Linked DNA regions of Homo sapiens: region 1 is linked to region 2. A link is a loop called in an ENCODE intact Hi-C map of the cell type or tissue named here. Cell type or tissue: heart right ventricle. All regions are shown on one strand. Each heading gives the region's core, and the rest is flanking DNA. Links, peaks and the distances in the headings are about the cores only. Region 1 overlaps DENND1A (DENN domain containing 1A). Region 2 overlaps DENND1A (DENN domain containing 1A).

Evidence for each region. Peaks named below come from ENCODE experiments on the same cell type or tissue, not always from the same donor. Only the 100,000 strongest peaks of a DNase experiment are listed, where the experiment ranks them.
Region 1: a loop joins it to region 2, with 4 times the contacts of the local background. A loop is called at or near these places in 1 of 110 quality-filtered maps.

Annotation. Positions count from the first base shown.
Region 1 is chr9:123,797,256-123,813,098 of GRCh38, reverse strand. The region is part of intron 2 of DENND1A (DENN domain containing 1A); the gene reads left to right. Among named protein-coding and RNA genes, the nearest start is that of DENND1A, 120 kb to the left of the region's middle. In heart right ventricle, for the core only: no CTCF peak of the experiment used is centred there; no DNase peak of the experiment used is centred there.
Region 2 is chr9:123,735,796-123,751,638 of GRCh38, reverse strand. The region is part of intron 5 of DENND1A (DENN domain containing 1A); the gene reads left to right. Among named protein-coding and RNA genes, the nearest start is that of DENND1A, 190 kb to the left of the region's middle. RefSeq lists enhancers at 1,574-1,703, 11,969-12,018. In heart right ventricle, for the core only: no CTCF peak of the experiment used is centred there; DNase peaks (open chromatin) are centred at 9,011 and 9,528; H3K27ac peaks cover 1,266 bases.

The DNA of each region.
Region 1 (15,843 bases), core at 6,696-9,195, 63 kb before region 2:
GTGCGCCTGTGGTCCCAGCTACTGGAGAGGCTGAGGTGGGAGGATCCCTTGAGTCTGGAGGTCAAGGCTGCAGTGAGCCATGATCATGCCACTGCCCTCCAGCCTGGAAGATAGAGTGAGACCCTTTCCAAAAACCACAAAGAAACATCACAAACCATGTTGAAAAAGACTTGACTCTTGATTTGAGTACACTAAAATCTGAAACTTTGGTATGGCAAAAAAGAACTATTAACAAAATAAAAAGACAATTATTAGATTGAAAATTTTTACAAGGCTTAGGATCCAGAATACATAAGGTACTCGAAAGAAAGAAATTTTTTAGATAGGCAAAAAATATTAGATGAAATAATAAAATAATAAATCCAAGTAGTTAAGAGTCATTTAAAAAGATTATGATTCTATCACTAAAATGAAGGAAATATAAATTAAAATCCTAAGAGAGTATTTTATACATGAGAGTGGCAGAAAATGTCAAAAATCAACCAGTACCAGTATTAATAAGAATGTGGAAGGGCAAAAACTCTTATGTGCTTTGATAATATCTAGTGAAGTGGAAGGTGCTCACGTTCTAGCAACCACTCATTCCACTCACTGTATATTGCAGTGAAATTCTCATTTGTGTACAAAGTGTCATATCAAGAATGTTCATAGCATCTTTTTTTTTTTGTAACTGAAAAATCCTTAAAACCTAAATGATCATCAACAGGGAAAAAATGGATAAATTGTGACTTATTAATATAGAATAAAGAATTATATAGCTGAATAGAAGAATTTTATAGCAATTAAAAGGAATGGATCCAATCTGCTTGAAGCAACATGAGTAATTCTCAAAAACATAATTTTGAATTAGAAAAACAGGCTAAAAGTACTATCTGCAAAATATCAGATATATAAATGTTAAAAATACAAAACAACTCTATTTTATCATGGGTGCATTTATATATATTAAACGTACAACAGTATGGATGGAAAGACTGCATGCCAACCTTAAAAAATGGTTACTTCTGGAAAGGGAAGGAGGAGGATAATGGGATAAGGGGTGGAAGGTGGTGCTTTAGCTATACCATATAGTGTAGATGTGTAGTAGACTGTATCATTCTAAGCTTGTTAAGTACACTCTATGATATTCACATAATGACAACATTGCCTAATGATGCATTTCTCAGGGTGCATTCTCATTGTTAAGTGACACATCACTGTATTTCAGAGGTCCAATTACAAATTATTAAAAAGGGCAACTTTCCATGTCATTTATAGTTCTAAATCACTTTATTTTAAAAATATATTGATGGATGTTTGGCAAAGAGGCAAACCCACAAACCTTTTTTATTTTTATTTTTGAGTTGGAGTCTTGCTCTGTCGCCCTGGCTGGAATGCAGTGGTGCGATCTCCGCTCACTGCAAGCTCCGCCTTCCAGGTTCACGCCGTTCTCCTGCCTCAGCCTCCCAAGTAGCTAGGACTACAGGCGCCCACCACCACGCCTGGCTAATTTTTTGTATGTTTAGTAGAGACGGGGTTTCACCATGTTAGCCACAATGGTCTTGATCTCCTGACCTTGTGATCTGCCCGCCTCAGCCTCCCAAAGTGCTGGGATTACAGGCATGAGCCACCATGCCCAGCCGTGGATGCTTTCTTGTAAGTGAAATTGGTGGATTATAAGGCATGGAAATTTAAAATTCATTCTATTTGTGCTGCAGAAAATTGTACCAAATTACTTTCCATCCAGCCATACTCTTAGTTATCAATTATAGGAGACTGCTTATTTCCCCAGATCCTTCAGTCTCCAGATGTTTCCCACACTTCTAACCTTTGCCAGTCTTATGGGGAAAAATGACATGAGTTATAAGATTATAAAACTTGAGCACCTATTTGCATCCCTTTTTTGGCATCTTTCAAGATGGTAAAGTGGTGGATCTGGCATTCCATCATTTTGAGAAATGTGTTCAACTTTGGAGGCTGTGAGTAGAAGAGAGCAGATTGAATGCATAACAGGGTCTAGTCCAGGCTTCAAGCAAGATGGATGAAAAGGTTCAGGGATTTGGCCGGGCGTGGTGGCTCACACCTGTAATCCCGGCACTTTGGGAGGCCGAGGTGGGTGCATCACCTGAGGTCAGGGGATCAAGACCAGCCTGGCCAACATGGTGAAACCCTGTCTCTACTAAATGTACAAAAATTAGCCGGGCGTGGTGGTAGGTGCCTGTAATTCTAGCTACTCAGGAGGCTGAGGCAGGAGAATCACTTGAACCCGGGAGGCAGAGGTTGCAGTGAGCCAAGATTGCACCACTGCACTCCAGCCTGGGTGACAAGAGCGAGACTTCATCTCAAAAAAAAAAAAAAAAAGGGATTTAAGTTCAAATTGAAATGTTGGCTTCCTAGGTAATTCTAGATCAAGTTTGTCCAACCCATGGCCTGGGGCTGTATGTGGCCCAGGATGGCTTTCAATGTGGCTTAACACAAATTTGTAAACTTTCTTAAAATATTAATAGTTTTTTTTTTCCTTTAGTTTATCAGCTTTCGTTAGTATGTTTGTTTTTTTTTTTTTTTTTTTTGTAGAGACATGGTTTTCACCATGTTGCTCAGGCTGGTCTCGATCTCTTGAGCTCAAGTGATCCTCCCTCCTCGGCCTCCCAAAATGCTGGGATTACAGGTGTGAGCCACCATTCCTGGCCTTTTCTTTCTCTTTTTAAAAACTTTGTTTGTGTACCTGCCTTCCCCAATACTGCACATTTCCTGTGTGCTCTGCTTCTCAAGCCCTGGCATCTCACCTGTCAGTCAGCATGGATGCAGAGTTCAGGCGCAAGAGACAGCCTGAGGAGTTCCACCCAGAAAAGAGTTGCCTTGCGACATGAAAGAGAGACATGATGGCCAACACCATGAGGCCAAAACATGAGATGATGGAGGAAATGCAAATTGAGGAGGAGAGATCTTTTAAGATAGAATTACCCCAGGCCAGTAATCTTTGTTATTCCATATAGGTTTTACTGGTCCTCAAAAAGGAGGTCTTTACAGAAATGCAGATTTTACATTAATAGCAAGAGGGAGGAAACCCCTCCAGATAATGAAGCGAAAATCATGAAGCAAAGTCAGGCAGACAGGACAAAAGGAGCCTTTAAAATTCTCATTGTTGACCAGACCGGTGGCTCCTGCCTAAATCCCAGCACTTTGGGAGGCTGAGGTAGGCGGATCACTTGATCAAGTTCAGGAGTTCGAGACCAGCCTGGCCGACGTGGTGAAACCCTGTCTCTAGTAAAAATACAGAAATTAGCTGGGCAGGGTGGTGCATGCCTGTAATCCCAGCTACTCTGGAGGCTGAGGCGCGAGAATTGCTGGAACTCAGGGGGTGGAGGTTGCAGTGATCCGAGATCATGCCACTGCACTACAGCCTGGGTGACAGAGCAAGAAGGCATAAATAGAATGACATTTAAGTAGCCACTGCTGCTTAAATTTAGAATTTTTCTCCATTGAAAAATCTTTAATAATTGTTTTCTTTCTTTTGTGAGAGGCTTGTTAATTCTACAGAGTGGTTAGCCACACAGAAAACCAGAAAGAAGTACTTTTCCTCAGGGCCATTTTCCTTTATAGGATACTTATAGGCATTGATGTTTTACCAAAGCAATGAGTTGTCTCAGGCTTTTAGATCATAGAATGATAGAATTTTAGAGTCAAAAAAACTCAGTAAACATTTTTAGTTTATATGTGAGAGAATTCAGGTTTAGAGATGTATTTAAGATCAGATAGTGGCAGAATCTAGGTCTGCTGATTTCCAGTCCAACATTTTAAGATTCATGCCAAATCTTTTAAATATTATAATGGCTATTGTGATTTTCTGAAAGCTTACTAAAAATGATTGTGTGCTATGAGTCTAATATTGTTCTAGGCATAGCAGATAGGAAGATAAATAAGTACTCGGAGGAACATGCAGGGGGCAGTGCATCAGTCATGGTCCAGCTGAAGATAATAGAAACCATCGTGCCGTTCCTTCTAGGTTTGTATCAGAAAAATGGGTTCCTCCTGTTGCCTCCTGTCTCCCCACATCCCTGAGCTTTCAGGTCTCACTAGGTGGATCTGACTGGCAGAACCTAAATCATACCCAGGATCTTAGTTGCAGGGGCTTTTTGGAAAATAGTTTGTAGCTTTCCAGCTTCTGTGATACTGGAGGGCCCACAGAATGTTGTGAGAGAGATAGAGTGAGCCAGTCTGCAGAATGCTTAGGGTTAACACATAGGACGGGCACTGAACCTGCCAGTGTGGGGTTGTTGGCTTGAGAGCTTTCACTGGGAAGTATTATAGAACCTGAGCTGAGACTAGAAGGATGGAGTTGAAGATGTCTCACCTTTTCTAAGGAACTTTGATGAGTGGATTCCTGTTGCTAGTTTTTTTATCAAGTCTGTATAACAGTAATTCTCAAAGTGTAGTCCCCCAGACCAGGGGCGTCAACATCACCTGGGAACTTAGAAATGAAAATTAGGCAGGGGGATTGCTTGATCTCAGGTGTTTGAGACCAGCCTGGGCAACATGGCAAAACCCTGCCTCTACAAAAAAATACAAATATTAGTCAGGCATAGTGGCGTTTGCCTGTAGGTCCAGCTACTTGGGAGGCTGAGGCGGGAGGATCATTTGAGCCCAGGAGTTTGAGGCTGCAGTGAACTGTGATCCTGCCACTGCATTGCAGCTTGGGTGACAGAGTGAGACTGTCTTAAAAAAAAAAAAAAAAGCAAATTATTGGATACTATTTTAGACTTACTGAAACAGAAACTGATCAAGCCCATCAGGTGACTTTGATGCATGCTAAAGGCTGATAACCTCTGCCATGTAAGCATAATGATTAAGATGATAGGTTTTTTGGTGTTTTTTTTGGTTTGTTTTTTGTTGGAGACGGAGTTTTGCTCTTGTCACCTAGGCTGGGGTACAATGGCATGATCTCAGCTCACTGCAACCTCTGACCCCCGAGTTCAAGCAATTCTCCTGCCTCAGCCTCCTGAGTAGTTGGGATTACAGGTGCCCACCACCACACCCGGCTAATTTTTGTATTTTTAGTAGAGACGTGGTTTCACCATGTTGGGCAGGCTGGTCTCGAACTCCTGACCTCAAGGGATCCTCCTGCCTTGGCCTCCCAAAGTGCTGGGCTTGCAGGTGTGAGCTACTGTGCCCGGCCAAGAATATAGGTTTTAAAGTTAAATCTGAGTTTGAATCTTAGCTTTTGCATTTACCATTGGTGTGATTATGAGCCAGGAATTTCATCTCTCCTGATCTTCTGGGGATAGCAACACTTACCTTGTAGAGTTACAGAGTTGTGAAGCTTAAGTGGCATGACATGGACTATGCTTATCACAGTGTGTGACACAGAATAGGCATTCCATGAAGTCTGTTGAAGGAGAGTTGGCTGGAGTGCCCCTGAATTAATCTATCCCAGGAAATTTAATAAGGGCAATTCAGATAGAATTCAATTCAGCAAACATGTATGGAAGGCAGCCTACTCTGTGCTGTGCACTGTGCTTGAAGTCTGTGGTGCCTTTATCTGTGGCAAGAGCACAGATGGTAAGGAGACATGGGTTCTGGTCATTGGAGTGGCTTATTTTACTTACTGGGGAGACAAGTACTTAAATGAAAGAATTAACAGTCGAAGACGAGAAATGATTAGGTGCATAATCAGGTGCTTAGTCATTTATTATGCTGCCAAAGTAGCGAATATTACAGAAGCTTAGGGAGGAGACCAGTCAAATGTGGGCTGACGTAGTCAGGGATGGATTCCTGGAAGAGGCAGATGGGGACATTATAAACTGTTGTAATGTAAATCTAATTTCCCAGGAACATATTTATTTGCAAAGTTCATTTAAAAAATTATGAATCTTATTAAAAATATAGAAAATTCAGAATATAAGGCCAAAAAAAATCACCAATAATCCTACAACTCACTCATGGCTAGATATTTTGATGAGTTAAATTTTAGTCTGGATTTAGAACATTAAAAAATGATAACTGCTATTACAGTATGATAAATCTTTGTATTTTGAGTTAATTCTTCATAATGCAATGATGTATTTCCACATGTTATGGTGATGTAAATATTGCATCACTTGAACTTATTAACACTCTTTCAATTTTTGCAATGATGCTTGAAAAAATTTTTAAAAAGTACCTACATTTCAGACTATTTCCTTCAGATAGATTTTAAGGTTTGGAATTACTAGGGTATAGAGTGAGGACATTGATAATGCTTTTGGTACATGTTGCCAAAAGAGGTATTTGAGAAGAAAGGGTATTACTCCCTTTATTCCTTCATTCCTTCTTTTTTTCATTCAGTATTTATATGCTAGGCCTTTTTCCAGGCGCTGGGGATACAGTAGTGAACAAAATAAGCGAAGATCCTTGCCTTTATAAAGTGTATAATTTAGGAGGGGAAAACAGATAATAAGTACAGGTTAAGCATTCCTAATCTGAAAATCCAAAATGCTCCAAAATCCAAAACTTCCTGAGTGCTGATGTGATGTCACAAGTTACTCTGAACATGTTATTTTTTCACTCTATTAACAGTATGTCAGGGCTGGGCACGGTGGCTCACACCTGTAATCCCAGCACTTTGGGAGACCGAGGCGGGCAGATCACCTGAGGTCAGGAGTTCGAGACCAACCTGGCCAATGTGGTGAAACCCCGTCTCTACTAAAAATGCAAATATTAGCTGGGCGTAGTGGCGGGCACCTGTAATCCCAACTACTCGGGGAGGCTGAGGCGGGAGAATCGCTTGAACCCAGGAGGCAGAGGTTGCGGTGAGCCAAGATCACGCCACTGCACTCCAGCCTCGGTGACAGAGCGAGACTCTGTCTCAATAAAACAACAAACAAACAGTATGTTGGCCGGGCATGGTGGCCATAATCCCAGCACTTTGGGAGGCTGAGGCGGGTGGATCCCTTGAGGTCAGGAGTTCAAGACCAGCCTGCCCAACATGGCAAAACCCCATCTCTACTGAAAATACAAAAATTAGCCAGGCATGGTGGCGGGTGCTTGTAATCCCAGCTACTTGGGAGGCTGAGGCAGGAGAATCACTTGAACCTGGAAGGTGGAGGTTGCAGTGAGGAGAGATAGTGCCACTGCACTCCAGCCTGGGTGATAGAGCGAGACTCCATCTGAAAACAAAAAACAACCCCCCAAAACCAGTATGTCATATTTTTTACTGTTAGGTACTTATATGTAAATAGGTACAAGAAAATAATTGCTTATTGGTAGCATATAAATTCACAGTTGGGAATGATGGTGATGCCAAACCACAGATTGTCCACATGGGTGGCTAAGACAGTGACATCTTTGCTTTCTGATGGTTAATTGTACAAACTTTGTTTAATGCACAAAATTATTAAAATAATATATAGGATGGTGCAGTGGCTCCCACCTGTAATCCCAGTGCTTTCGGAGGTCAAGGTGGGCAGGTCACTTGAGGTCAGGAGTTTGAGACCAGCCTGGCCAACACGATGAAACCCCGACTCTAATAATAATTCAAAAATTAGCTGGGCATGGTGGCAGGCGCCTGTAATCCCAACTACTCGGGAGGCTAAGGCAGGATAATCGCTTGAACCCAGGAGGCAGAAGTTGCAGTGAGCTGAGATCATGCCATTACAGTCCATCTTGGGTGACAGAGTGAGACTCTGTCTCAAAAAAAAAAAAAATTGTATAAATTACCTTCAGGCTATGTGTATATGGTATATATGAAATATAAATTTTGCATTTAGACTTGGGGCCCATCCTCAAGATATCTCATTATGTATATGAAATATTACAAAATCTGAAAAAACACTTCTAGTCCCAAGCATTTTGAAAAAGAGAAGCTACTCTACCTGTATATAATATGTTGCATGGTGAAATGCACTAAAGAGAAACATAACCCAGGAAAATGGAATGAGGAATGGTGGGGATAGGAAAATTATAAATTTAAATAAGGTGATTAGGGAAGGCCACATTGGGAAACTACCTTGTGAATAAAATCTGATAGCACATGCCTTATTCCTTGATATTTTATCAGACAGAGTGAATTGTGTGGGTATAAGCCATGAAGTGGAAGCATGGCATGCATGTTTGAGAAGCAGCAAGCAGACCAGCAAGGCGGGAACAAAGTTAGGAGAGGAGAGTTAGGAAGTGAGTGCAGAGGTATGCTGGTGAAGGGAGGACGTTGTAGAGGAGGCCCTGTATTGAGTTTTACAGGATTCCTCTAGATGCTATTTGAGAACAGACTACAGGAAATTGGAACCAGAAGCAGGAAAACCTGTTAGGAAGCTATTGGTAGTTAATCCAGGTGGAAAATGATGGTGGCTTAAATCAGGGTGTTAGTGGTGGAGATAGAGTGAAATGGTCAGAATTTGAATATATTTTGAAGATTTAGTTGGCAGGAGTGGCTGATACATTGGCTCTGGGATGTGAGAGAAAGATCAGGAGTTCCATTTTGGATATGTTAAATTTGAGACGTCAAGTGGAGATGTTGAGTAGACAGTTAGATAAATGAGTCTAGAATTGGAAGAGATAGGAGCTGGAGAAATAAATTTAAAATTGATAGTGCATATTTGAAGTGATGGGACTGAAAGAGGACCAGCAAAGGAAAGAAAGTCAAGTCCAAGGACTGAGTTCTGGAGCTCTTCAATAGGGAGAGATCAGCAAGGAGCCTGCAGAAGCCAGTGAGGCAGGAGAGTGGGATGCTTTGGAAGCCGCCTGAAGAAAGAAAGTGACTCCAGGAGTGTATTGGTCCATTTTCATGCTGCTATAAAGACATACCCGAGACTGGGCAATTTATAAAAGAAAGAGGTTTAATGAGACTTACAGTTCCACATGCCTGGGGAGGCCTCACAATCATGGTAGAAGGCAAGGAGGAACAAGTCACGTATTACATGGATGGCAGCAGGCAAAGACAGAGCTTGTGCATGGAAATTCCCATTTTTAAAACCATCAGATCTCATGAGACTCATTCACTATCACGAGAACATTGCAGGAAAGACCCACCCTTATAATTCAATCACCTTCCACGGGTTCCTCCCATAACATGTGGGAATTGCGGGAGTTACAATTCAAGATGAGATTTGGTTGGGGACACAGCCAAACTGTATCAAGGAAGAAGCAATCATGGGTGTGAAATTGTGCTTGTAGATCAAGACTAAAGATTGATAATTGATGTTAGCAGTAAAAGAAGGTCATTGGTGTGGCTGTTGGTATGTGAGTAGTTTCAGAGAAGCGGTGAGGTGAAAGCTTGGTTGTCATGGGTCCAAGAGAGTAGGAGGCGACAAAGTGGTGACTGTGGGTATAGACACTGTTTCAAAGAATATAGCTACAAAGAAAAGGAGAGAAATGGGGTGGTAGCTGTTGGAAAGTGGGCTTGACCTTTTAAGAAATATCTGTAGAAATAACAGCATGTTTCTATGCTGATGGGAAAGATCCTATAGAGAGGTAAAATGAATAAAACAGGAGGATTGGTGGAGCTCTGTCTGAGTTGGCAAGAGGGGATGGAGTCCTCTTTCACAAGTGGACAAAGGACCTTTGCAAGGGTCACGTAATAAGACGAAGGCAGAGTCTGTGGGGCAGAGGTGGTGGGAGAATAGAGGTGGTGGTGGGGCTTGTGGGAGTTCTCTTCTGATTCCTCTGTTTTCTCAGGGAAGTGGCCAGTAAGGGAATCAGTGGCAATTGAGGTTGGAGAAGATTTGAGGGAAGAGAAGAAAGTATAAAATAGTCACCAAGGAGAGAGAGAAAAAGAAAGTGAATGAATGAAGGAAAATGTGTTATAATTACTGAGTTGCATTAAAGCTCACTTACAGTTACTAACCACAGATTTAAGGTGAGATTAATCGGCATAGCTGTGTGTTTTTGTCCAGCCACATACCTTAAACTATAAGGTGTCAGGAGTTTCCAAGTATACATGAAACAGCTATGAAAATGGACCCCCTGTTAGCTATATGGGTGCAGGCGGGTAGTTGGATTTAACAATGACTGGAGTTTGCCAAGAGAGGATGACAAAGAGGCACAAGGCAGATGAGAATGTGTATAAAGGAACAGTTATAACAATAGAATTTAAGCTATGTAAGGAGAATCATGTAGACCTGAGGTGGATCAAAGGCAGTGAAAAGGGCTGAGTGTGGTGGCTCACGCCTATAATCCCAGCACTTTGGGAGGCTGAGGAGGGCAGATCACCTGAGGTTGGGAGTTAGAGACCAGCCTGACCAACACAGAGAAACCCCGACTCTACTAAAAGTACAAAATTAGCTGGGTGTGGTGGTGCCTGCCTGTAATCCCAGCTACTTGGGAGGCTGAGGCAGGAGAATCGCTTGAACCCGGGAGGCGAAGGTTGCGGTGAGCCGAGATCGCGCCATTGAACTCCAGCCTGGGCAACAAGCGTGAAACTCTGTGTCAAAAAAAAAAAAAAGGCAGTAGTGAAAAGATGGATAGAGTATATGCCCCTGTGGAATAGAAGAAGGAAGAGTGCTACAGGGGTTGAATGGAAAGAGAGAAGGTGGATCATGGTTGGAGACTGAGATGCTTGAAATTTGCAATTACTAAGGGGATTTCAATTATTGGTAGTGGTAGAGTTTAGGGTGTGACCGTAGGAGTAGAGGGTGAGATTGTTGTGGGAGTGGTGTTAGAGTGAGTGGCAATGCAGTATGATCCCCAAGAGTCAAGGATGAGGAATAACCCTGGAATTAGTAGGTGACAACAAAGCAGAATGGTGGTGGTGGTGTTGGTGTGGTAGGGAGGAGGGCATGGTCTGGTGACCAGAGGTTAAAATCTAGGGTTTTGGAGAGTAAGGAAGGTGAATGGCCTGTAAGTGGCTCTAATGAACAGAGGCCATCTATCCCACCTCCAGGCCAGTGGGCGGAGAGGTAGGGAAGAAACATCCAACTCTTGAAAGGACCCCAGAGGAAGTGAGCATTCGGTTGCAGTAAGAAGGTAAGGATGTAAAGGGAGCTTAGAAGAGGTTGCAAGTTTTGCTTCTGGCTGACCAGGAGTGCCAAAAGCAAGTTAGTTTTGTGAGTTGGGGAGCCATAGACGTGAGTGTGCCAGTTTTGCTGTTCCTGTGGCAACCTCATTAAAAATTCAGTGTACTTTTGATGGAAGACATAGTTCTTTGTCTTTTGAATTTTTAAAAAGTGTTGGTATGATTGACTGTTAATTCATGTAAGAATATACAATTGGTCACATTTATGAGTGATGCCTAAGTGCATCTTTTGAAAGATTTGGATAGTGGGAAGATGAGAAAGGTGAATAGAGCATGTCAAGTTTTGTGGGAAAGTTAAATGATTAAGCTGGCCAGGTTTAGGGATTTATATTTAAGACACAGATATGAAATTGGCTGGGTTGGTCTTAATGTCTGCACTAAGGATTGTAGGCTGTTAGGATAGCTTTACTACATAAAGTTCTTAAAACATTAAAAATGGTAAAGGTCCTCAAAAAATTAATGTAGAATTATTATATGATCCAGTAATTTGACTTGTGGATATATATGCAAAAGAAGTGAAAGCAGGGACCTGAATAGACATTTGCACATGCATGTTCATAGCAGCATTATTCACAATAGCCAAAAGGTGGAAATAACCCATATGTCCATTGATGGAATAATAAGCAATGTGGTATCTACATACAATGGAATGTTACTCATCTGTGAAAAGGAAGGGAATTGTGACACATGCGACATCATGAATGAACCCTGAAGACATCATGCTAAGTGATTCCACTTATATCATGTAACTAGACTATTCAAATTCATAGAGACAGAAAGTAGATTGGTGGTTGCCAGGGGCTGGGAGAAGGAGATAATGAAGAGTTGGTGTTTAATGGGTTCAAGGTTTCAGTTGGGGAAGATGAGAAATTTCTGGAGATGGATAGTGGTGATTGTGGCACAACAATGTGAATGTACTCAATGTCACAACATGGTACTTAAAGATGGTCAAAATAGTAAATTGTATGTATATTTTACTACAACAACAAAAGTCTCAAAGGACATAGGCACTGCTTCTCTAATGGTACAGATAAGGGCTAGGCAGCAGTGGCTTGTTCCCTGGAAGCAGGGTGGAGTGGGGAAGACAGGATTTTGGTATAAGGAAGGCTCTGTTTGATGGGCATGTGCTTCCCCTGCAGAGATGTCCGCATTGTCTCTCCTGTATGAATGGGAACTCCAGCATTGGGGTTCTCATTGTGGTTTAGAACACACGATGAGAACATGTTTTCTTAAGTAGGAAGACATTTTCTCTGTGTTTTTATTTACTCTATTTGTTTAGCAATTTTTTTTCATAGATGAGATAAGGATAACTCTAGCCTTCAAAATTATTCTAAGTTTTTAATATGAATTCATCTTTTAAATATTGTATTTACTAGTTGAATAGAGTGCCAGTTACTTTGGAGTCATTTTATTTATATCCTGAACTTGGCAGAGGACTATAAATAAAGAAATTGGAAAGCTGTCATTCATAATCCGCTAAGGCCTGTTTCATGAAAACATGTTGTAGTTATTTGTCCAGATGTATTCTTATTGTTGAGTCACAGTAATGACTAGAAGACAGATCAACAGGAGGATGTAAATAAATAAAGCCAAAAAGAAAAGCCAGTGTTGGATTCTTTGGGGCCTGATGGATTCAGGCTGAATCCCAGCTCTGTTACTTAACTCTGAATTTGTTCATTGTGAGCCTCACTCTTCTTATTTATTAAATAGAGAGCTTCTACTTACCTGGAAGAGTCATTTTGATGAAATAGGATAAAAATTAAGCCACCTATGGCAATGGTATACCTAAGAGGTAGCTGGTAGTATTATAATTGTTACTGCAAAAATGTTTAGTGGGACTCTTCCTGAAACCCAGTATGCAAACTTAGAAAGCAAAGGAATTAGCAGAAGGGTCCTTCAATTTATACAGATTCACCTCAGGGTTTCTGTAAATCTGGGGGAGTCCCTTGTGTATTTGATGTTTACAGATCATTAGCAAAACAGATGCCAGGAGGCGAATAAACTGTAGCTTAAAGATTTTGGAACTACTGACAATGTAGAGAAAATCAGTTTCTGATAAAGTTATAGTGTTTCTAAGTAAGCAGTAGAAGGCAATGGGAAAATTTTAATTGGGTTTATAAAAGTTTATTTCAGGAACACATGTATTTCCAATTTGAGGCACACCTATACATCTGTAGTCATTGAATTTATAGTGCTTGCTTATTTCTCCATTGGGGTTAATAATATAACAACAACTAATATTTATTGTGTGCTTACGACATGTCAGTGTGATCTTTAGGAAGTCTGTAGCATTCAAAGGCTTGTTTTCATTTGGATATTTGGAAATTGGCCTTTTATCCACTTGGAGACACAGGGTGTTTAATGAGTTCATTTTGTTCTATTAATTCTATTACACTCCAAATATTTGTTCGGTATTTATAACAGTTAAGACATTTTGTAGGAGACAAAGTTAAGTAAGACATGGAACTTGGCCTCATAACAGACCTATTCACTATATTGTATATGCTTCAGAAGTGGGCGTGCCGTGTTATGGGATGAGCCCTGATCTAGTCCTGGACTCTACCCCTGGCTCTACTACTTCTTCGTGGAACCTTTTTCTGCCCCCTTAGGACAAGGCCAGATGCCCCTGTGCTGATTAACTCCTAGTATCACACTTACCAAGCCCCATGGTACCTGCTTGTTTAATTCTGTGTGTTCTCCATTAGGGCTAGACTGTAAACTCCTGGAGGGTGAGGACTGTGTCTTATTTATCAACAGGGCCAGCCACAGCAGAGCATTTGTTCCACGAGTGACTACTAATTTTCTAACTTTGGACAAGTGATAACCTATTGCTTTAACTATGATAAAATTGATTTGATAGTCTCTATAGCATAGCTTTGTCAGGAAGGTAAAATCAGAAAATTTCTCTAAAATGCCTGTCACAGTGCCTGGCAAATAGTGGGTGTTCCATCAAATAGTTTTTTTATATTTGAATAAATAAGTTATCTCTTTTCACCAAATTTGACACATATGATACATCTATTTATGAAGACCATATGGAGTGATGTCATATTTGTAATACATAAAGGGCACAGCTGTCGTTTAGGCAAAGTATAAAGTAATTATTCATATTGGCATAAAAATGTGACACTTCAGGTTACTCATTCAAAAAAGTGGGATAAAATGAATCCTAACTCATAGAGAAATTACATGGAAGCCTGAGATTATAATCATAAAAAAACTCATCTATAATTATCTATCAATTTGATAGATTTTAGGAATTGTTTCCAATAATTTTGAAGTAATTTTAAAAAATTCCAAATATTTAAATTTAAGTAATAATGAAAGTTGAAAACTAAGATATTCAGTAGAGAAAAAGGTAAATGTAAGTGAACATATCCTTTTGATTTTTTTTTTTTTTTTTTTTTTTTGCCTCCAGCACACCCTACCCTTCCTTTTGCATTTTAAAGCTCCCTTTGGAATTTCACTTATGTTTGATTTTTGGATTCACATAGCATAAATTTGTTTAAGGATCAGACTTATATTCCTTTTGTAGATGAAGTTATAAAAAATATTTCAAACTATCAGTAAGTAGTGGCATTTGCTGGTTAAAATCCTTCCATATTCTCCAGAAAGAAAGATGAAACTCCCTAGATTTTACTGTATAATGTCAATGGACTCATTATTTGTACAACAGCTGATGTATTTAGGACTTGTTGATTCACTTAATTGGTAACTGTACTACATTCATAACTTCAACAACTGAAAACAATAGGTCAGTGTCTGCTGTTTATGCATAAATAGTCACATCGGAGCAGGATATGTCTGAATGGCAGAATATGTTAGTCTGAGGAGGAATCTGGCATGTGAATGGCTCCATTGCTTGCCATACTGAGGTGGGTTTTTGCTGTCTTTCCTTGAATAATGTTATTTGTGTTTTTATTATGGGTGTTGATGGTTAACTGTTCCTATGTTATCAGGCTGGCTGCTGTGAAATTGCATTTGATTATACTTTAAATGCCAGTGTTGGGGGAAAATGGTAGACTAGACTCATGGTTAAAAATTGGGATGATTTAAAGTTTTTATGTCTTACAGCCTTCATGTGCTAAAGCAAAAAGTTACACCTAGAATAGATTTTTTTTAAATAACAAATTTCATTTGTACGTGGAATCCAAATAAATGTTCATTTATAGTCCTTCAAAATGATTTTTTTTCTAATTTATGAATTAGACGTCTTTCAAATTTTAGAGTCAAATCTGCATTTTAGAATCAGTATTTTTTGAAAAGAGTAATTTTTAATTAAAAAAATTCAAAAGGAAAAACAACCTAAACCTTTTTGTTTCATTGTCAAAAAAAGGAAAACATGCTGGTGATTTTTAAACTCTGTAAAACATTTCAAACATTCTTTTCAAAAATATATTATTTGTAACAAGTAAATTTTAACAATCGAACAATATAATTTACTAGAATAATTGTGTTTAGTTATTACAAAATGCTAACCTAATGAGTCAGGTATTTTACAATGTAAAATAAATGAAGCTGAGTTTTTATAGCTATAGTAAGTTTACTAGTGTCCTTGAAACGCTATATTTAATGCAGTCCAGTTTGCGGTCATCTTATCAAGAAACTTTAATTTTGCATAATACAAAAAAATTTTCTTCTTGAGGATTAAAAGAAAGCTTATTTCTGGGTGTATTTTGGGGAAAATTTGAGCTTGTTCTCAAACTATACAACTTCTTAGACTATTTTCTGAAAGTCTGCATTTTTAGTGTATAAAATTTGGAAATGTCATTAGTGAAAGAGCAGTGTAGTGGACTGTTATCCTGTTTGCAGCATATTCCCATCTTCTCATCTGGAAAATTAAATCTGATTACAGCTTGGATTAACATTTATGGTTGTGG
Region 2 (15,843 bases), core at 8,044-10,543:
TGGGGCGTGCTCAAGATTTTAGATTTATCCGGTAGCAAATGGAATACTGTCAGCTGGTTTCGGGTAGACATTAGAGATGATGATGTTTTTAGACCAAGGCAAAAGTGATTTTTTGAATGTGAAATGTGCTTGGGTTTTTCTGGTTATTGTTTGAAGGGATGTTGCGTGTCACTTTGGAGGTAGCACCCAGATTTAGACTGGATTTTTCAAACCTCAACTGCAGGGGGTTTTTTTGTTTTCTTTTAAAAACAAGGATAGTGATTATCCCTTCTTCCATGCTAGTTGGCATATGGACTTGATTCTAAACCTGAGTGGTGTTCAGTGACAACCTTCTTCCTTCTGGAGCACTTTCTGATCTCAAGACTGGAATGACCATTGCATCCATTCTCAGCTGTGTTACATTCATTTTCACTCGAAACACAGAAAAGCTCCATTTCCACGGAGCAAAAAAGAAGCTAGAAGTAATAAAGGAGTCTGGCTTTAAGAACTTTGGCTTTCCTTGCTGACTGTTCCAGTGTTTTTAAACAACACATACAGTTCAGGAATAAAATCAAAGGACTCTGTTTCCTCAGGCAGGTGCGGTGGCAGAAGCCCTTTTGGGTTGTGTGTTAGCTGCTTTAGTTTAAAATAAGTGTTTGGGAGGTGGGGGAGGGAGTCGGGGAGGAAGGCTGTGGGGACAGCTCCCAGATTTTTACCTTGAAAGCAGGTGCTGCTGAAATATTCCAGAAACAGATGGAATCTCCTATTCTTGTTTTAAGCTGTTTATGGTTGTCTCGCCCGAGGGTACCCTGCTATACAAAAATGCACAGCCTGATGTTTGAGGGCAGTTGGGCATCAAAGCCGGGGCCCCTCTGGGAGAAATCAGCCTTTCTTCCCAGTGCCTTAAATGCCATTCTGGAAACCTGGGTCTTTCATACCGTTTAACAGAGGACTTTCCTTTGCCTTTTGAGTGTTTCTGTCTCTCTGGAACTGTTTGATTTCTTTTTAATTCTTCTCCTTAAAAGTAAGCTGGATACTGTGTTGTTCTTGTTATTCTCTGGATGGTCAGTTGGCAGAAGGCCCCACTGCTAAGGCAGATTGATAATTTCACCGACTGTGGGTCTCAGAACATGGCATCTGTCAGAAGCTGAACATAGAGGATGGGCCAGGGAGTCTGCTCTTTCCTAGGCCCAGGGCCCTTCTGAGTTCCTCAGTATTTTGAAAGGCTTGTGTGGGTGCAGGGCATGGGGTGCTCTTCAGAACATCAGTTTGTGGGAGTTTATAACTAGTTTTTCTGAATTAAAAAATGAAGTGGTTGGGGAATGTTGCATGTTTTATTGCCATACAGATGCCTTCATACTTAGAAACATATATAATCCTCTGGGGAGCCACAACTCAACAATAGTAACAAGCTGTACAGTTTAAAGAAAATCACCTTTGAAGAGAAGAAAGAGAAATAGCCGAAACTGCCCTTGCACTCCCAGTGGCCTGCTGTTGGAGGTTGATTTGAGGGCTGGGAAGCTGCGCAGTTGGAAGGACAGGTGTGTCTTCTGCAGTGGCCATGGGGGCTGGAACAAGCAGCCAGCCTCAGGCTGTCCACTGCAGGAGGAAGCTCCCTTTCTCCTCCTGATTCTTTTCAGAGGACACCAGCCTGGCACAGCCTTCCCTCAAGCAACCTGACCCTAGGGTTGTAGGGTATTTGTAACTCTAAGACTTTGGCTAAAAGGGATTTTTTATTTTTGAGACGGAGTGAATTCTAAACCTTACAAGAGATGTGATACTTTCTCTGTTTTGGAAACAGAACACTTCCTTGTCATTAATCCTCATGAAGCTTAGTACAGGGCAGGAAGTGAAACCACCTCAAGAACTCCAGGAGTGTAGTTCTGCCTTGTTTTTTGCTCTCTACCCACCCCCGCATTCTTCAATCATCTTGCTACCTCTAGTGACTGCTGCTGATGGCTCATGTTACTTCATCATTTTGAACATGGATAGACTAACTCTGGATAACTCACTACAGAGGATTTGGAGTGGAAGGCAGGAATTAACATTTATCAGCATTTATTTAATATGCCAGCTGGTTTATGTAATTTTCATTTATTTTTATAGCAATCTTATGAAATTATCTCCATTGTAGAGATAAAGGGATTGAGACTGAGAGAGATACAGTGACTTGCCCAAGATCTCAAGGAGAAAGTTAAGGAATCTGGTTTGGAAGCTAAAATCCAACCCAAAATTTATACTCTCAACTGCAAATTCTGTCTTCCTGCCACCAAAGCAACTTTTACTGCTTTCAAAAGGTTATTTGTCCTCTCTTTCTATATGTATATACTTAGTTTAAAAAGACATAATGGGTAGTTTGCCCTTGCAGAATGAACTCAGAGGTGAGCTTAAAGAGCTTTCAGAAATAATGTTCTACAGCTCACCCTCATCTTATAAATGATGAAAATGAAACATGAATGAGACAGGAAGATTTTTGTTCCAAGCTCTTTGGCTGGTGAATGACAGTCTTCTGACCTCCAACCCAGGGTTTTGCCCGTGATATGGCAATGATTCTTCCAACTCAGGAGAATGAGCCCAAGGCCAGCTGGAACTAATGTTTTTTCAAGACTCAGTAGCCCCTGGTTAGTGTCAAGGAGTCACATTCCCTTTTGGTTAGCATCATTATGAGCAATGTGAATAATCCAACTATGTGATTATAGAGTGAACAAGATGATCAGTTCTGTTTAAATCCGATGCAAGGTATGTTTGAATGGAAAACCAGTGAAATAGAGCCTGTCTTTTGAAAGGATCTCAGAATTCGACATGAGGGACCCTTTTTGGGAGATGAAAAAGCATTCTACAGGAGAGGCTCCTCGGTGCTTTTTGATTGAGTTTGAGTGTCAACAATTTTTCTTGGACCTCCCTGCAAGCCAGCCACTTTCCTTCAACAGCAATAAGCAGAAGGCATTTATCTGAGCCTGATCTTTGCTTTTCACTGGGTGGGAGGTAGAAAAGAAAATGGCTCAAAATACACCTCACTCCTAAAATTGCCCTTTGCTTCTAAGCTACACTCTTAAGAGCAAGATGGATTTGTGAATACAGGAGTCTGAATTTAAGTTGTCTGGCCCTTTCAGGGATCAGTTTTAGAAGCAGTAGGAAGCCTAACATTCTCTCCATCATGGAGAGGCCCCATAAGACTGCAATAATAGGTACTTCTTTACAGAAAAATCGTAGTACCATGATTGAAGTTTGAAGAAGTTTGAAGACTCTACAATTCTAGCAATCAATTATGAGCCACTTATTTTTAGGATGTTATTTTTTAAGATTATAAAGATACACTTTCTCATTAGAGAAATTTAGAAAACTGCAGAAAAGAAAAGAAATCTCTCATCCCACCATGCTGATAATGACTAAGGGTGTTTCCTTCCCTGAATTGGGATGGTGCTGTAGGTATAACTTTGTATCTAGCTTTTTCACTTATTAAATTGTAACCATCTTTACATGTCATTAAATATTCTTTCCTGAGAGTGTTTTTAACTACATAATTTATTTGTGTGAGATTGATTTATAATACAAGGAAAGAAGCTCTTAGTAATGTGAAAGAATATTTCTTGCTAAGGCTTATCTTCTTTTTAAAAATGCATTTGCTATAATGTTGTCATTCAGCTAACTACTTGGTATTTTTTTAAAAGAAACACTCAACTTTTTTTTTTATCTTAACATGTGAGCTATTACCTGATTCTTGACAATGAAGAATAGTTACTAGCTTCTGAAACAATGAACAGAAGAGTATGGAAATAGTATCAAAAGTCTTGGTTAAAATCAAGTGGCAAATAATGTGTTGAGTTTACGTTTCCGTATTTTATTTTGTATATTTACATCTTCAGAGTAAGTAATTTTATTAGCATGAGTTGTAAAATGCAAATTGTAACATTAAGGGAACTCTTTTGAAGTTAGATAGCAGTATAATTTTGAAATTAGAATATATTGCATTCTAAGTGAAAGCAAATTACATGTATCTTAAAACTTTACGTAAACTTATGGAATTTTTAAACATTGTGGAGAAAATTAAATTCTATATATTGTAGTATGCAGTGGAAATTAAGTAGGTTTTTATTTTCTACTCATGGACTTGAATCTACCAGTGATCTTATGCAAAACCAAGGGCAATTGTTGTGCTTTAGCTCAATCCACAAGTCTTAAACTACCACATAGAGATTTTAAATCCCTTATCTATAATACAAAGCAATATTTATTACAGAATTAATTCTGAGAGGCATCATTTATGGTTTCTAATCCATTCTATTTCAGATGCCTTTGAAGTAAAGTGGTGGAGTTTTGCATGTGAGGTTAATTGTCCTATTGTTCATTTATGCAGTCTGGTATTTTAACTACCTCTTTATGTGAATTAATGGACCCAAAATACAGCAAAAATGCTTGACTTGAAAAATTTTACATTTTTTAAAAACCGATTTAAGAGTGTGGTGGGAGAAGAAGTTGGGTGAAATTCAGTGTCCTGCAGTTTGTTGTCTAAGCTCCTTGGGATGACTGACTGATTTTTTTTTTATTTTAAGTTTTTAATTTTAAAATTCTGGTCCCATCAGAAAACAAGTTTTTAAGTGGTTAAAAAACAAAAAAACACTGCAAACAAAAACAACCCCAAGCCAAAACAGACTCTAAAGAATGTATGTTTGCTAGTATACTGTTTTCTGCTGAGCTAGGATTTTTACTGTCACTTTTGTAAATTTTGTAATTTTGGATACCAACTTTGGAGAAAATTTAATTTGTGCTTTTTCTTTTTTATTAGTATATGAAAAATATAGCCAATATTGATTATCCTTATTGAGTAAAGATAACTGTTGTCCCGTGACCACTGAAAACAAAACTTTTATAAATATCTTTTCATTGTACTCTTTGTTAACATTCTCCAGAGATTGCAATTCTAGGTCTTTTTGTTTGAAGGGACAGTTTAACTTTCAAGGACTCCCATGAACTTGTGCGTTCCTCAGATTTAGTGTACTCAAGTATCCCTAATCTGAACATCCAAAATTCAAAATGCTCTAAAAGCTTTTTGAGCACCAACATGATGCTCAAATGAAATGTCCATCGGAGCATTTTGGATTTCCAAATTAGCGGTGCTCAACTGGTATATATTCTGCAAATATTCCAAAATCCAAACAAATCTAAAATCTGAAACATTTCTGGTCCCATATGTTTTGGATAAGGGATATTCAAACTGTTTTTGTGTTGTAATGAAACAAACATTGGTGCTATACTTTGATTTTTTTTCAATCTTTTTAAAACATGGATTTATAATAAAAATATTTTTACTTGGCTGTCATTTGGTTTTTGTCTCAGTTATTTCAGTGGCAAATTGTGGACAATACTAATGCAGAATATTGTTCTAAAGATTAAATAAAACAGTAAATACTTGATAAAGTCCCTGTATGCTATATCTATTGTGTAAATGTTTGATCACAACCCTGTGTTTTTCCCTTTTGTAAATTGTGAAATATAACCTGCAAACAGAAAAGGGCGTCAAATGTACATATACACATTATACACACATAAGTAAACATAAATATACAGCAAATACCCATGTAATCACCATTGAAGTTCAGAAATTACTAGCACCCTGATATTAATTTTTTCACCTATGTATACATCCCTAAATAGTATAGTATAGCTTTGTTTGGTTTTGAACTCTGTGAGTTGCATTATGCAATTTAGAATTGTTATTTTCAGTCTTACTTCTTTTGCTTAACCTTGAGATTCACCCATGCTGTTGCTTATGGTTATAGTCTGTCTTCTTTGCTATCTAGTGTTCTGTGTTGTATGATGATATACCACAGCTGGTTTATGTAATTTTCATTTATTTTTATAGCAATCTTATGAAATTATCTCCATTGTAGAGATAAAGGGGTTGAGTTGTTTATGCATGTAACTGTAGGTGGCCATTTGGACTGTTTCTAGCGTGTGACTTTTATGAACATTCTTGAAGAGCTATACTGGTGCACATAGACTTAACTTCTGTGTACTGTATGTACCTAAGGAGTTGAATAGTTGTGTCATAGGACATGTATATCGTTGACTTCATTGGGATAAATGCCAAATTGGGCAATTTTATTCTATTAAGCTCAATCAACTTTATTGAGATAATGCCAAATTGTTTCCTTCAGTGGTTTCACCATTTTCTGCTTCTGCAAGCTGTGCATGAGCATTCCATGCACCACACTGCTGCCACTAGCTCCTTGCTTTTTAAAGAAGACTCGCCAGCATACACTTCACTTTTCTCAAAGCCCATGAGATCTAGGTATTATTGCCCTTATTTACTTCTCCAAACATTAATCTGGTCTCATCGTTTGCAGAGGTGTTGCTAGAGAAAGAGGCAGTCCCTGGAGTTGTGAGAGAAAGTTGATCATTATCTGAAAGGTAAAATGAGTTACACGGTGGCATGGCATAAGAGTGTGGTCTAGTGTCAGAGTAGGGCCTGCATTCCAGTCCTCCTGATTTGGAAATGAGCTTCTGATTACTCCATTTACTCTGTCTGAGCCTTAATTTCCTCATATCTATTTTTTTGGTGAGGATTAGAGATAATATAAGTAGGCCAGGCACGGTGGCTCACGCCTGTAATCCCTGCACTTTGGGAGGCCGAGGCGGGTCGATCACCTGAGGTCGGGAATTCGAGACCAGCCTGGCCAACATGGTGAAACCCTGTCTCTCCTAAAAATACAAAAATTAGCTGGGCATGGTGGTGTGCGCCTGTAATCCCAGCTACTCGGGAGACTGAGGCAGAAGAATTGCTTGAACCTGGGAGGCGGAGGTTGCAGTGAGCTGAGATTGCACCATTGCACTCCAGCCTGGGCAATAGGAGCAAGACTCTGTGTCAAAAAAAAAAAAAAAAAAAAAAGAGCTAATATAAGTAAAGAATATTGGTAAGGTGGTCGTGGACATCTCACCACATCACATAGTATAGTAGATATTGAAAGGTAGACCAATTGTCATAGGTGAGATGTATGTGGGCATACATGTGACAAAGTGTACATGAGCCTAGGTTATGCTAGCTTGCAGATGACACTTGGTAATGAGGTAGGCACTTACACACTGTTGATCAGGTTGTAAAATGGTCCAACATTCTTGGAAAACAATTGGCAATATATATTCAAAACCTTTAACATTTTTTCCACTTTGGGGAATCTGTTTTATGAAAAACTCAGAAATATAAGTACGGATATATGGACAAGGACATTTAGCATATAGAGTGAAAAGTTAGAAACAATTTTAAGGCCTAGAAATAGAGGATAGTTAAATTTAATTAGATACCATGTAGCCATTAAAATTGGTTTTGGTGATTATTTGATGACATGGAAAATATCCAGTACTTATAGAAGAAAAGCAAGAGACAAATTTTTATATGTGATGTGATCTCCATTTTGTAAAAAGTATGTAGAAAAAAATGACGTGGGGGATCGGATCCCAAAGTATTAATGAGAATAGTTAAGTAATGTTATCATGGGTGTTTTTAATTCTCTTTAATGAAGTAGTTATCCTGGCTGTTCTATCAAGCCCAATCCAAATATTCACTGCACAATAATTTACATATTTTTTAGTTTGGAAAAATTATAACCACCTTCATATATCTATCTCATGATTTCAAATATAGAATGCCACAAACGGCAGTACTTTAGCTACCAAAATAGTAACTGATACTCTAATGTGTGTTTCCCCACTAAGTTTGTGAAACGGACTTACGCTCTGAAATCAGAACTGTGTTCAAATTTTGATTCTACCCCTTACTAGATCTAAGGCCAAAACATGTCATGTCACCTTTCTGAGCCTGTTTCCTTAACTGTAAAACAGAAAGTACATCTCATGGTAGCCTTAAAGATTACGAGGTATATATATTTTTAATTTAAATTTAAATTTTTTTATTTTTTATTTTTTTTTTGAGATGCAGTTTCACTTTTGTTGCCCAGGTTGAAGTGCAATTGCGTGGTCTCAGCTCACTGCAACCTCTGCCTTCCAGGTTCAAGTGATTCTCCTGCCTCAGCCTCCCAAGTAGCTGAGCTTACAGGCACCCACGACCATGCTCAGCTAAGTTTTGTAGTTTTAGTAGAGACAGGGTTTCACCATATTGGTCAGGCTGGTCTCAAACCCCTGACCTCAGGTGATGCACCCACCCCAGCCTCCCAAAGTGCTGGGATTACAGGAGTGAGCCACCGCGCCCGGCCTATGTTTTTATTTTTATTATTTATTTATTTATTTATTTATTTATCTTTTGGGACTGAGTCTTACTCCATCGCTCAGGCTGGAGTGCAGTGGCACGATCTCGGCTCACTGCAGCCTCTGCCTCCTGAGTTCAAGTGATTCTCCCACCTCAGCCTCCCAAGTAGCTGGGATTACAGGTGCACGACACCATATCCAGCTAATTTATTTTTAGTAGAGACAGGGTTTTGTCATGTTGGCCAGGCTGACCTTGAACTCCTGACCTCAAGTGATCTGCCTGTCTCAACCTCCCAAAGTGCTGGGATTACAGGTGTGAGCCACCATGCCTCGCTCAGGAGAGATTTTTTTTTAATGGACATACCACGCACAGTGCATAGCACATCTTTGGTACTCAGTCCAAGGCAGTTATTCCCATGTTGTCTGCCAAGACTTAAAAATACCATTAGTTATACACTGCACCATTGATGTAAAAATATTTTTTCAGGGGGAGAAATGACTGTGTTAAATTTTTAGTTTGTTCCCAAAATGCATTTTGATTTCAGAGATGTTAAAGGAGTTCCTCTTAATTGAGAAATGTTAGTATTAATTTCCAAGTGGGATATTTAGCATCTGTCCTATGCATTATCACCATTCTCTACTCACCTAGTTGACCTGTTAATTTTCTCAGAAATTTTTATCTTATTTCTGTAAAATGACTAGGAACCTATTCCCAATGTGTGTCTCAAACCTGCTTTTTATGGCCTCAGGATCTCTGTCATAACCTGTTTTATGCTTTCACAAACTGAGCCCCTGGGGAGCTGTCTGCACTTTTCAGTGTGATCCAGCTGAATTCCTTCCCTTCCCCACTCAAGCCCTTTGATTTGCCAGGTTTTTGTTCGTCTACCCTAAGGATGAACTGAGATTGCTGAGCATGGCCTCTCTTGTGGTGCAAAGTGAGAATTGTTTTTAATTGAGCAGAAACATGTGGAAGGATCAGGAATATCTCAAGGGATTACAGAAAAATTCCAAATTTGTACTACTTACAGCTTGTGTTTAGAACAGGGTCTGCTGGGAATAAATGTTAGTTAGTGTGGCCTGTGACCTTAAAAACTGTTGACATGGACTTCAGCCAGAAACTAGCCACAGACCTCCTTTGTTAAACTCATTCATAGCTCCTTGAAAACTCTAGTCAGTGAAAGTTGCCAGCTCCAATCTAAGCATAGCCTTTTTTTTTTTTTTCCCATGCTTTGGAAACAGAGGACGCCCCTTAACCAGCAGGCCTTCTTTAATAGGACTACATGGCCTAAACGCAATTGGAATTGACAACTTCCTGGCTTGGGTTTGCCAACTGGCAGAGCTGTGAGGCCGAGGGGACAAACAGCGTTGGGGCGCTATGCACTTGTGTTTATGTATGTGCAGAGGAGACTGAACTCTAGAGCATGGTGATACCCTTCGCTCTGAGAGCAACGCTCTGGCCTGAATTGGACACGTCTTTCAAATGTTCTGCTGGAATAGACACATCAGAATTATCCCTCAGTACTTTCTTTTTAAAGGAAAGAAAAGAGAAAATAACTGCCCTTTCTTTTTTGATAGGAATGATCATGGCCTTTCCCCTCTCTGCTCAGAATCCTTGATTTAATCCTCTTTTTGTCAGCGTTGTGCTATGTTGCTCAAATATAAAATGAGAACTTGAAACTCGGATTGGGGAATTATCATTTGTTGAATGACACTCAGCACCCACTCACTCTGGAGCTTTATTTAACAAAGTTTAGTTTCATATCAAGGTGAAGGGATAACCAGGATATCTGTCTATTTTACTCATTGAGGAGACTGAGCAATGAGGAAGTTAAGCAATTTCTTCTCCTTTCCTATCAAAAGAACCCTAAGGAAGGGCCTTAAACAATTATGATGCTGCCTCTGTAAACCAGCATAGTAACTGAGTTAGAAATTAATATTTTCCTTAGTTCTTGTCTTTAATCCAAAAGACTACATTGTCTGAAATACCTGAAATTTTGAAAAATGGATAAATGGATCAGGCTAAAAAGAGGAAGTAGTTATTCTGCTTACAGAGTTTCCTTTGACATTGTTGACATTGATGGTGGGTAGGGAAGCTAGCTTAGTTATGGATTGTCATTCTGAGATATCCGATCATATCCGTTCATATCTCTTTCCACTTTAATCACTTGTAAAATTTTGGTTGTTGGAGTAGAATATTTATTTCCAGGTATGCCGTTGAAATTGTTTTTAACATAAATACTCTAGCAGACTTATCACTTTTAAAAGTTGCTGAGGTTTGGCATGATTTCAGCCAGGCATGTGTGAGGAGAAAAAAGGAATGTCACATTGGCCTAGGAATATGGAAACTTTGAAAGAAGAAATTATATAATTTCCTTGAGAGGGTACAAGAATTTAGATGCCATTGAGAGAACCCTTGAGAGTAGCTGACCCCTAGTAGATTCTACATAAGTACTTATTGAATGAATAAAAGTTGCTGAAATAACTATTTCCTAGTCCTGGTACTTGCCTGTCCATACTCTCTCTCTCTCTCTCTCTCTCTCTCTCTCTCTCTCTCTCTCACTTTCCCTTCCTCAGCATCTTTCTTTACCTTAGAACATTTATTTCTTCCGCAGAAAGTAGGTGATGCCATCATGTTTAATTACCTAACATTCTAAAGCACAGCTTGTAGATTGAGACCTAGATTCAAATTCTGACTTACGAGCCATGTGACAAATCATATAACCTGTCTCATCTGATCCTTGTTTCCCACATCTGTAAAAGAAAGATAATGAGGCCTACTTTGTAAAGTTGTTAACATATGTGTAAATATGTTATATAAGATACCTAATTTAGGAGTTAGCAACAGAGAATTTTTTTTTTCTAAGAAGGAATTTCATATGTTTTTCCACATATGCTTTTTCTCCTGCTCTCTATCAAAGGGAATAATAAGAAAAGGTCTCAAAGACTTTGCTACCTCTACAGATCTCCTTGCTCATTCAGGGAAAGTAGTTACTGGGTAGACCAGCTAAGAGTAATTGAAAGTGTCCCAGACTCTAAATGGGAGATTTATAATAGCCTATGGGAGTTGTTTAATGCTTATCTTCTGTACCTGTGCTCTATACTGAGAGTAGATTAGATAGTTAGAAAATATATTTAGACAGGTTATTAAGAAAACCAGATTTCTATTTTTGCTGCTTTTTTGACAAAAAGATAATCTCAGAACATTAAGCAGCATAGAGAATTGTGGAGAATTATCTGAACTTAAGTTCTGTTTTGCACAGGATTTTTTTTTTATTTCCAACTTTTACGTAGAGGGGCATATGCACAGGACATGCAGGGTTGTTACATAGGTAAACATGTTGCGCAAGATTGCACTGTAAGTGCTCCCCTTCTTAAACACACTTAAAGGTGGTTTTGTAAGAATTAATTCTAAAACTCTCCCCAATGTAAGCTGATACATCCATGTGGTCTTATAACCTCTGTGTACATTATGTGACTCTAACCCTTGGTGTTTTGTGTGAATAGCAAATTATATGAAGCCTTTTTTTTTTTTTTTCTCCTATGTACCAGGGAATTAAGAACACACTCTGGAAAAGGATGAAGAACTCTGGTGTGTAGAAGAGGGAAGAACTTTTTTGTCAGATTTTATTTTACTGGAATATATTCCCTTAAGATTTCATAAGATGAGAGTATGTCATCTTTTTTTCTAAAGATTTTCCCCCTAATGCTACCTCATTTTCTAAACTTTCATTAATAGTTCTTTGCAGCTGAAGCAAATATTTTAGATCTTTCTTGTACTCTCCTCCAGCTGGGAGTGTCTTTCACACATCAAAGGCAGATATGAGCCTCTCATTAAAAGATAGTATGAGTTCATCATCTTAGAAGAGTAGGACCTGAAAACCTGAGATAACTTTCAGCTGCAAGTCATATCTAAGCTGGACTGAGATTTTTCTGTTGGTTACCGCATTTCTTTTCTCAATTCATCACTCCCAGGTGCTCTAAAATCTGACTTTCTCTCTTAGTTTTGTTTATAACTGAAAGTTATCTTTATTCAGAATACAAAGTTAGTTGTAGAGGTTAGGAAAGATAAATATTTTAACACTTATTTTTAATAAGAAAATCAGGACTCTGGAAACTTAGGAAGAAAGCCCGGGGTCTGCTTGTTATTTTCCCTCTCTGTCTTTCTGCACACTTTTTGTGCGAGGCCTTATTAATACCCTCTCACTGCACTGCCTGCTCCAGTGTCTATAAGGTAATTATTTGAAACTCATAAGTCAGCCCTGAAAACTCCACAAATCCTCCTCTTCCTAACTTTTGCTAATGAAAAGCAACCCTGAAATCAGAGTGGTTGAACAGATTTCTTGAGAGTATGGAGAACAATGATTATGTCCTTCAGATTTTATTTTTGAAAAAAAATTCTAGATCCCTATGAAGGCTGGAATGTGACATTCTATCTAAAAGCCACACGAAAGGTTTTTAGCTCCTTTTTTGTGTATATGTACATATGCATGCTTGTGAACAAGTTATTGCAAAATGTTGCAGGTTCCATCGTTTGAGTAATAGCCACATCAAATCCCAATTCTTTTCCATAGTATTTACTTTTCTTACTTTGCTCAATTTCAAGCTCTGTGTTAGTATTTTCTAGCCAAAGGTGAAAGTTGTCCCCAGATAAATATTAGGATGGCCTGCCAGCCAAATCCCAGGCAACCCAGTGAATTACTCTCTTTGATAGTAGACAGGTCCAGTTCAAGTTGCTCTGAATGGCATTTAACTATAAAACAATAGCCTTAACAAAAGTTGCTGGTATCCTTGAAATGGTTTCATACCAGTAGCCAATTCTTTCAGCACTTTAGGATATGAGGCTTGTTCCATCAGAGTGCCAGCTTTTGGAGCTTTACATAGCCAATGAATGGTGAAAGAGGGAAGAGAAAAGTATGTAGATGTATTGAAAATGCATAAAATAAAAAATGAAAAGCAAACAAACAAAAACATCACTACACACACACACACACACACACACACACACACACACACAGAAGCTGTTGACACGGCAGTTTTTCATTCTTTATGGCTCTAGGGACAAGTTTAAATTGGGAAAAATTTTTTTATTCTCTTGTGCTGTGTTGAACAGGAAGGCAATGTTTGATGTAATCTGGCCCAGATGTCAGCAGTGTGCAGCCTTGTGATGATTATTTATCTTCAGGTTTTTATTTTGTAAAAGGAGAATCCACAAACAATTGTTTAGAGTCATAAGCTGTATTTAATGACTGTTTTTGACATTTTGTGTATGCAACGAACAAACATATTAGTTTAAATATGTTTTACATTTAATTTCATTTTAGCTATTATCTTAAAATCCTCTTTAACAAATACTGGTTATGAGTCCCTTGATAGATGTTAACATGTTCAGTGCTTTACATTCAGGATAGCGTTTCTCTTATTTCAATTTCTTACTCTTCTAGGAAGTTTTCTCAGCTAAGACTGTCAAACTAGTGGGCTCTTTTAAATGGTGTTTGAAAGAATTTTCTCATATAAATTTCCCAGAAGGATATCAGTATTTTGGGGTTAGAAAATGGCTTAGAATGTAAGTGGCAAAACTTCAATAACAGCTCCCAAATGGCAGTCCATTTACTCACATTTGAGGGGATTAATTATCTTGGAATTCAGGTGTCTTTGTTTTAACAGTATTGTTTTCAAAATATTTTGAAAGATGAGCATTGCTTATGATTTATACCTGTCTCTTGTCTACCCCCTTTGAAGTGCTGCTGATGGCTGCTAAGACCCCTGGAAAGAGTGGATTTTGAAATTTCATTTTGGGGATGGGAGGAGCGGGGAGTACTTTTGCCACATAATACTCTTTTAAAGATCGAGGAATGTGTACAAAAATCTTAGCTTCTGCTACGTTTTTTCCAAACACAACTAAGCTTTCTCAGTAAATTTAATTTGGACTACTCAGTTGTATAGTGGGTTGCCCTTTAAAAACTGAGTTCAGGCTGGGTGTGGTGGCTCACATCTGTAATCCTAGTGCTTTGGGAGGTCAAGGCAGGAGGATTACCTGAACCCAGGAGTTCGAGAACAGCCTGAGCAACATAATGAGACCCCATGTTTACAAAAAATTAGCCAGGCATGGTAGTGCACACCTGTAGTTCCAGCTACTTGGGAGGCTGAGGAAGGAAGATTGCTTGAGCCCCAGGAGTTCAAGGATGCAGTGAGCTATGATTGCACCACTGCACTCCAGTGTGGGCGACAGAGTGAGACCCTGTCTCTTAAACAAGTACAACAACAACAACCAAAACTGAGTTGAATTAAAGGTTAAATTAAACATTTTAAATATATTCCATATGAGATGCCAATATTAATTCTAACCTAGCACAATAATAATTTTAACCCAGGCAGGATTAACTCCTATTCTCCATTAGCTCACCTCATTGACTTCAATGGAATTTTTGTCTTAAAAAATACCGAATAAATTATATTGACATTTTATAACTTCTAGATCAGTAACCTCACAGCATTGGTAGTTAGTCCATTAAGGTAATCTTCATTGGCATCAGTGTAGGATAGCAGAAAGATGAGTAGTTTTAGGACCTGGATTCAAGTCCTGTATGTACTGCCAATAGGCCCAGTGACATTGGGCAAGACGTCTGACCTGTATCTACCTCATCTGAAAAATGAGGGTTGTCAGTGTCCCTTAAGACTGAGATATTCTGTGATTCAAAAAAATTCAAATCAAAATAATGTTATTAAATTCCAATGAGCTCATTAGGGCTTTATTGCCATAATTCATTTTTTTGACAATTGTTTTCTTATTCCCATGAATGTGTTTGAGATGCATGATCAGAGGGATTACAGAAGTTTTAGTGCAGTCTTGCTAATGCATGGCAGTATTTCTAAAAAAAATGTAATTGTATCTTATTATCAGCATTGTCATCACTTTTAGATAGGACATTAAATATGAGGCCTCATTTATTCCTTAAAATATAGGAACAGTGACTCTATGCTGTTCTCTTACCTTCCCTAACAGCTCTCCTGAGGAAGCTAAGACACAGGGCAAGGGACTTTTTCCTTGTGACATCATAGCATGACCTGGCCTGGAATTCTGATGTAGTAAGGAAAGAACCACTAAGTTGGCAGAGAGACCCTCAATCTAGACTCCGCCCGGAGCCTGTTGGACTCTGACTTTGGGTATGATTCTGGGCTTCTCTCCTTCCAGAAAATGGAAATGATAACATTAGCCCTTCTGAGCTTACAACATAGCTCTTACAGGTCATGTGTTCTCATACACTGACTTGAAGACCTTCTTTTGTTTATTTGTACCTTTAGCCTTGATAAAGACAAAACTGCTATTGGTGTGTATAGTTACTATAAGGATTTTTAGTTCTCATTAGAACTACTTATCCAGCTATGAGTACATTGGTAGAGAAGGTGCAGTCTAACTAGCTAGCTTCAGTGATTTTTCTTTTTTCTTTTTTTGGAGACAGGGCCTTACTCTGTCACCCAGGATGGAGTGCAGTGGCAGTGGCACAATCTCGGCTCACTGCAACCTCTGCCTCCCAGGTTCAAGCAATTCTCCCACCACAGCCTCCCGAGTAGCTGGGACTACAGGTGTACACCATCATGCCCGGCTAATTTTTGTATTTTTGGAAGAGACAGGGTTTCACCATGTTGGCCAGGCTGGTCTTG